Linked DNA regions of Homo sapiens: all the other regions are linked to region 2. Evidence: chromatin loops called from intact Hi-C (ENCODE). Cell type or tissue: PC-3. All regions are shown on one strand.

What was found. Peaks named below come from ENCODE experiments on the same cell type or tissue, not always from the same donor. Only the 100,000 strongest peaks of a DNase experiment are listed, where the experiment ranks them.
Region 1: a loop joins it to region 2, with 7 times the contacts of the local background. A loop is called at or near these places in 26 of 110 quality-filtered maps.
Region 3: a loop joins it to region 2, with 16 times the contacts of the local background. A loop is called at or near these places in 28 of 110 quality-filtered maps.

The regions. Positions count from the first base shown.
Region 1 is chr14:93,542,462-93,544,961 of GRCh38, reverse strand. UNC79 (unc-79 subunit of NALCN channel complex) reads right to left here. Exons shown (of 52, transcript NM_001395159.1): 14 at 2,266-2,496. Among named protein-coding and RNA genes, the nearest start is that of UNC79, 110 kb to the right of the region's middle. In PC-3, a CTCF peak has its summit at 980 (motif pointing right); no DNase peak of the experiment used is centred here; H3K27me3 peaks cover 475 bases.
Region 2 is chr14:93,233,099-93,235,598 of GRCh38, reverse strand. No RefSeq gene overlaps it. Among named protein-coding and RNA genes, the nearest start is that of UBR7, 27 kb to the right of the region's middle. In PC-3, a CTCF peak has its summit at 1,454; a DNase peak (open chromatin) is centred at 628; H3K4me3 peaks cover 470 bases; H3K27ac peaks cover 1,925 bases.
Region 3 is chr14:93,617,969-93,620,468 of GRCh38, reverse strand. UNC79 (unc-79 subunit of NALCN channel complex) reads right to left here. Exons shown (of 52, transcript NM_001395159.1): 30 at 2,115-2,277. Among named protein-coding and RNA genes, the nearest start is that of PRIMA1, 170 kb to the left of the region's middle. In PC-3, a CTCF peak has its summit at 1,093 (motif pointing right); no DNase peak of the experiment used is centred here; H3K27me3 peaks cover 673 bases.

The sequences.
Region 1 (2,500 bases), 310 kb before region 2:
ATGATATAAAATTCAAAGGACTTATTGCTACAACAGTTTGGTCCACTCAGGAAGTTCACCAAACACTCACCTCTTCTCTGCTCTGCTCTGGAAAATAACCATAACTGTGACACCGATGTTCTCACTCCACCGTCTAAACATGCTTCAAGACCAACATCTAGACATCTTCTCAACTGTCTGCCCTCCGTACTCAAAACCTAGATTTATAATCTATCCCAACCATTAATCTGTGCTTTTCTGGTTCCTCATTCTATGCTCTTGTTCTCCTCTGCAGATCTCTTACCTCACAATTTCTAGCCTAAATCTTCCCTCTATAGAAATCAACCTAGCTTCTTTCATGTATGTTGAAACTTCAAGGGAAGTTTCAGATGAGGGAAATGTTATCCACCAAAACCCTACAGTTGGTATAAAGAGTATTTTAAAGTGAAAACATTTAAGCTAAAGAAGATGCAAAAAGAAATCTTAGCCGAACTTCCGTTATGTGACTCTAGCAGAGTCTCCAGAGAAAACCCTTCTGTTAACCCCCCCGAAAGGGAGTTTCCTGTGGATTCAGCTGCTGTGGAGATAGCCCAGTTCCTGCCCAGCTCCCATGGCATTAAAAAACCCAATGGAACCTTCCATACCTTCTCACTGAAGCCCTTAAGTAAACCTTTTGTTAAGTTTGATATATAAATCTTTTATTTCTGGCTATTCAGGAAGTAATTTATCCTTGAGATCTCCCACATGTACTCATAAATAAACTTTGTCTTCTCTCCAGTTAAACTGTTATCAGTTAATTTGCAGGCCCCAAAACATCTGCACCTAAGTTGGAATAAGAAAAGTTTTTCTCCCAACATAATCATTTCTTCTCATTTTCCAGAAGCATGTCACATCAATCCTTCACTATTCCAATAGACATAATAATAGAAAATATATCAACACAGGCAAAGAATGTCAGAAAATGGGAAATTTCCTTTAGGCAAAAATTCAATTTTCTAAGTGAGTCAGTAGGTGGCACCAAAGAAGAAAGAAGTACATCTCCATAAATGCACAGATCACTCTGAGTCCTGAAAATCCAATAAAAGTTACCCCTATAGATGGTCTGTGCTGTTTTATCCTTAAATGTCCTACTTTAGCACAGGTTTCTACTGAAAACTGCCTCAAGATCTCTTTGAAAGGAAATAAAAAATCACAAATAAAAATAACACTTAGAAAACACTTGGAAAAAAAATTTCACATATTACTGCCAAAACCTGATTCTGGACATCCACCTTTCTGGGTTAGATGCAAATTACATCATATTCAAAAAATATGGGCTGCTCACAGCAGCTCATGCCTGTATAATCCCAGCACTTTGGGAGGCTGAGGCAGAAAGATCGCTGGAGGCCAAGAGTCTGAGACCAGCCTGAGCAACATAGAGAGACCCCATCTCTACCAAAAAAATTTTTTTAATTAGATGGATGTGGTGATGCATGCCTGTAGTCTCTGAGGTGGGAGGATCTCTTGAGCCCAGGAGTTCAAAGCTGCTGTGAGTATGACTACACCACTGCGGTCCATCCTGGGTGACAAAGTGAGACCCTGTCTCAAAAAAAAAAAAAAGGAAAAAAGAAACATGGGTTCTTCTCAGATGTGATCCACTGAGGCAGAAGCAAGAGGATCAGCACAGAGAAATCTGTTCTTAAGTGAGAGGAATAGGTGCATTTTGTCTGACCCTGAACCTTTTTGGCATTTCAAATGGCAGGGCAGGGACTTCTACCATTAACCTGTATATATATATATACATGATTAAAAAAAGAAAAAAAGACATTTCCCCTATTTGAATGGTAATCTTTCCAAAGATTCTAAGCCAAAAGGGGACTGAGCTCTAGTAACCTCATAGAAAGGCTTTTTTGTTGTTGTTTCTTAATAAAAATATTTAGCTTCCCGGCTACTCCAGAGGCTGAGGCAGGAGGATCACTTGAGCCCAGGAGTTCAAGGCGGCCAGCCTGGGCGACATAGCAAGATCCCATTTCAAAAAAAAAAAAAATCAGCAATGTCGAGAAAGAATGGTCCCTTAAATTCTTAAAGATACCTCACAAATGCATCTTGCCATTCTTCCTCATCCCAAATCAACATCAAAGCAGCACATCATCCAAGATACAGTTACTAAATTCATTTAGCTATATTAATTAAAATAAGGAGAGATGTTCCTCCTCTGCAGACACTGATAATACCCACATGGCTAAGGCAGCACTTCTCCCCAAGTCCTCCTCTCTAACAAGGTGTGAGCTGTAGGCCTCCACTTACCCTGGCAAATTCCATGGGTTTAGGAAGAAGGCACATGACCATGACATCGAAGCGAACATCACATACGGTCTTCAGCCATTTGGTGACAAACTGAGGCTTCAGCTTTTCCACCAGACTTCCCACTTCATCATCCATCATATACGCAGTGGAGTGAAACCACTGAAACACCATGGCCACCAGCCGGGCCAAGCTTTCTGTAGGCGTGTTCTCACTGGGTGTGCAGAGGCTCACCTAG
Region 2 (2,500 bases):
CAAGGATGGCAATCAGTTGTTCATCCAGTCCGTTTTTCCGAACATTGCTAGATGCTGAGACAGCAGAGTCATGAACAAAACAGTCACAGTCCCACTCAAAAACTGTTTGAGTTTCCAAGAAGAAAAGACATTGAAGAACTACACAGGTAAGGCTCGATGTCTAACTGGTCCCAGGGGTGGGAAGGCTTTGTGTGGGAGTGACCTTGAAGGTGCAGGTGAAGGAAGAGACGAGCAACAGGGTGAGGAGTGGGGAGGGAGGGCTCCATGGAGAGACCAAGCCTGGACAGAGCTCAGGGGAGTGAGAGGGGGTGTGGGACCCTCCTAGGGCAGGGTGAGGCTTCTGAAGTTGGCTATAATGGCAACTCAAAAGCTACTAGGGCTGGGGTGGTTCACCAGATTTGCATGTTCCAAATCACTCTGGCTATTGCATGGGAAGTGGTTGAAAAGAAGCAGGAGTAGATTGAGAGGTCCAGACGGGAGGCTGCCGTAGCCGTCCAGGGGAGAGCTGCAAGCAGCCAACAAAGAGAACAGATTCGGAATCTGCTGACGGTGCCGTGTCTGCGTGACTAGGTGCTTGCTCAGTGTGGGAAAGGAGGGGGAGCCAGCTCTGGGGGGAAGATGGCGTTAGTGTTGGTCATGTTGACGCGGGAATGATTGCCAGGCAGCCAACTACTAGGTGGCAACTAGGTGTCAGCTGGGAGTCAGAGGAAAGGATTCTAGCTGGAGGCTGTGTGGGGGTTGTCCACATATATGGGTGGCACTTACAGCCTTAGGAGTAGATGGTGTGATTAGGGGAAAGGTTTAAAGGAAGATGAAAGAGGGCCTGGATGATGAACTTGGGGGACTCCAACCTTTCCAAGCCAGCTGGAGGGAGTTGCTGGCCAAGGGCAGCCTAGCAGACAGAAAGAAAACCAGCAGTGTGCTGCACAGAAGACCAGGCTGGGACAACTTGAGAAAAGAGGGAATGTGATCTTTAGAATAAATGAAGTGAAAGAAGCAGTATACAAAATAATGCATCCATATGCTCCCACTTGGAGAGAAGACAAAAAAAAAAAAGGAATGAATGCAAATACATACATAAACATTTCTGCAGCCAGGCGCGGTGGCTCACGCCTGTAATCCCTGCACTTTGGGAGGCCAAGGCAGGTGGATCATTTGAGGTCAGGAGTTCGAGACCAGCCTGGCCAACATGGTGAAAACCCATCTCTACTAAAAATACAAAAATTAGCCTGGTGTGGTGGCAGGGGCCTGTGATCCCAGCTACTCTGGAGGCTGAGGCACGAGAATCGCATGAACCCAGGAGGCAGAGATTGCAGTGAGCCGAGATTGCACCGAGCCAAGATTGCACCACTGCACTCCAGCCTGGGTAATAGAGACAGACTCAGTCTCAAAAAAAAAAAAAAAAAAAAAAATCTGCAAGAATGTGCACAGGACTCCCTCTGGAGAGGGTCATTGACAATACATGCAACTGCCAATTAATGGCATCCTTTTTGTTCTGGTTGAGTGTTTAAATGATATGCAGGTATTACTTTTTCAAGTTAATTAAAGGTAAGAGATTAAGGCTCAATTTCACTGCTATCCAAAAGTTAACCCTGTGGCTGCTGTTCCGAGGTTTTGGAAGATCAGGCCCCTAAGGCGGGTTGGGTCAGCCTCAAGGTGAAGGTGTTTGGAAGAGCAGTTTGGCGGCAGCTGGAGAGAGAAGCCAGGTGGGGCAGATGCGAGTCTGAGTGGGAGGTGAGAAGGTGGAGATGATCTGTGTAGACAGCCTTTTTGAGTAGCTTAGTGGTGGAGAGGAGGGAAACTGAAGGCGTTTGAGGAGTGAGGAGACCCGACCGAGCTGTCCCTGGAAGCTGGATGGGGTCATCATTACTGTCATCTTGTGGGCCAGTCATGAGAGACCTTGTCACATACATAGGCTTCCCTCGTCCCCTGGGAAGCTGGTTGACTTATCAACAGGAGAAGGAAGTCGGCTCTGCATCATTTGTTCTTTTTTTTTTTTTTTATACTTTAAGTTCTGGGTTACATGTGCAGAACGTATAGGTTTGTTACATAGGTATACACGTGCCATGGTGGTTTGCTGCACCCATCAACCCGTCACCTACATTAGGTATTTCTCCTAATGCTGTCCTTCCCCTAACCCCCGACCCTCTGACAGGCCCCGGTGTGTGATGTTCCCCTTCCTGTGTCCATGTGTTCTCATTGTTCACCTCCCACTTATAAGTGAGAACATGCGGTGTTTGGTTTTCTGTTCCTGTGTAAGTTTGCTGAGAATGATGGTTTCCAGCTTCATCCATGTCCCTGCAACGAACATGAACTCATCCTTTTTATGGCTGCATAGTATTCCATGGTGTACATGTGCCACATTTTCTCTATCCAGTCTACTGTTGATGGGCATTTGGGTCGCACCATTTGTTCTTAAGGACTCCTCACTTCCTATTTTCAGCTCCTCTCTCCTGGGGTTCAGAAATCATTCCACAGTAGCTGCTAGTTTGTTTTAGAA
Region 3 (2,500 bases), 380 kb before region 2:
GGGCTTTCCAAAAAAGAAAAAAAAATCTGCCTTTATGGGATTTGGTAACTGGCATAGACACAGCCTAACAGTACATGCACCTTATACGGTGTGAATGCAAAATACTGTACTCTACATTTGATAATGAGACACGCAACACACAGAAAAAGCTTAGAAAAGCCACTTGTCATCTCAAAAGCTCCACGAATGATTATGGACTGAAAGAGTAAACAAAGGAAAAAGAAAACAGAAAATAACATTTCCTCCTATTAAAGTAAGACTCTTCTCTGAGGCGCTTACCACGTGTAACTATTACGGATCTCATGAATCCCAGAAAGAATCTTTGACACTTATGATCCCTAATCCTACATAAACAAACCGGTCACTTTGAGTGCCTGTTGAACTTGTTTCTACGTCCTCCCTTCTACACCCATGTGGCCATTTTTAAATCCAAGATAAACCCCAAAATATGTTAATGAGGAAAGAGTTCATATGTTGCAACCCATAAAGTTTACTTAACCAATTTTCTTCTTTCGTCCTTTTGAAAGGCCAAAGCCACGTACAAAGTGGCAACAGAAAAGGCTACTAAAATGCATTTAATAGCATCATAATGAGTTTACCTACTATTCAAGTTGAATATCACTGAACTCATAATGTTTGGCCTGTATTTACATCTACCTATATGACAAATGAGGCTCAGGTGCGATTATGATTATTCAAGGTTTTTTTTAGCATAAGGGCAGTATATACATCAAGTTTTAAGGACTGACCCTGTTCTAATGCACAAAATTCTACAAGTAAATGAAACTTGAAGTAGTAAATTTTAGATGAAATAACCATACTAAACTTTTTAATTAAATAAAAATAAATGTTAATCAAAATGAATTTGTTTTTAAACCCAGTGAACTTCCACAAAGATGGGAATGCCTATCAAATTCCCATGTTTCTGGGGAAACGCAACACAATAATCTGTTTTACTTCTCTATTTCCTTTTTGGAAAAATATCCTTTGAAAAATGCAGTTTTTCCAACCAATAGTTACGTGACTTGCATTACATAACTTTGAAACAATTTTCAAAATGCATTGAACACTCAAGACTGAAAGACCACAAGATGGCGCCTCCCATCCAGAAAGGTTCATCAGGGTTTGGCCCAAACACTAAGCCCACGCTGAAAACATCCATAGCTTAACAGATCTCCCCAATTTGCCAGAGACTAAACCCTAAACTGGTAGACAAGATATTCTTTAGGAGGGATCTGAATGGTACCAGAACTTAAAGAACCTAGTTCTCGAGTTCCGTCTGTAGCCAAACTAGATTTTTGGAACTTTCAGCAATAACAAACAGGAACACTGGTACAATTTATACTTTTGAGGTATCTCCAGAGCAGTCCTACTAAAACAGACTCTACTAACCTCATAAAGGGTCAGTGGACACTTGGTTTTTTCCAAAGACTAGATTAAATGATGTCAATTTAAAATCTAGTCAGCCGTGACTTACACTAAAAACTAAAAATATACACCCTGGTTCTTCGTGTCTCACCTGAAAACAGGCTGCAATTTTACCCTAGCTAAAGTTGCATTCTACTGCCCCTTTTAGAAAAAGGTAGCAATAGAAAAAGTGTTGATAATGGAGATAGCTTACACCTATGCAGCAAAAATGTTTCATTTCCCTTGCCTTGAATCACTTTGTATTAAATTAAAAGTCTAGGAAAAAGCACTTCAGCAAACTTAGACTCCATTGAAACTCTATGAGCGCAAAGACCAGGGCAAACTAGAGACCTACAAAGAATGGCTCCACTGTGTGCCAACCAAGACTTATTTTATAGCCCAAAAACGAGATGCTTCTAACACGTAAGAAAAGGCTTACAAAGGCTCCTGATTCAAACAGCAGAAAATATCTTACAAAATATTATTTCTTATGATACAGGCTTTGGAAGCACATCATTTATTCCTCTTGAATGCTCAATTTCAAAGTTAAAGCAGCAACATTCATGGAAAGTTGGAAAATTAAGAAAGTGATTTTTTTTTTTACTCCAGAATGATATCTGGGAACACTCTTCTATCTCCTAAGAAAACATTGTCCAGAAATCTATTATGTATTGAAGCTAGGTTTGGGATAGAATTTAGATATGTACCTTTTTCTTTTTCGCTGTATCTGCTTATGTTACTGTTGTCACTGTACAAAGGTCCTGCCGTGGCATGGGGCTTGCAGCTATGATACTGCGCATTGAGTGTATTGACTGTTATGTGAATCAGATGCAGCAGGATCTTGCTGATATCACAGTCTCGGTATGGATACTGCCCAATGAAACGAGAGAGAAAAAGATAAATGGTTATTTTAGAGGGTAAGCTTTTCCACCTGATCTTGCTGGATACTTTTTGCAGTATCTCTTGGGGATAAATATATATATGAGAGAGAGAGAGAAGTAGAAACAAATTCTGCTCATGGCCTTATTTATTTGTTTAGTTAGAGACAGGGTCTCACTCTGTCACCCAGGTTGGAGTGCTGTGGCGTGATCAT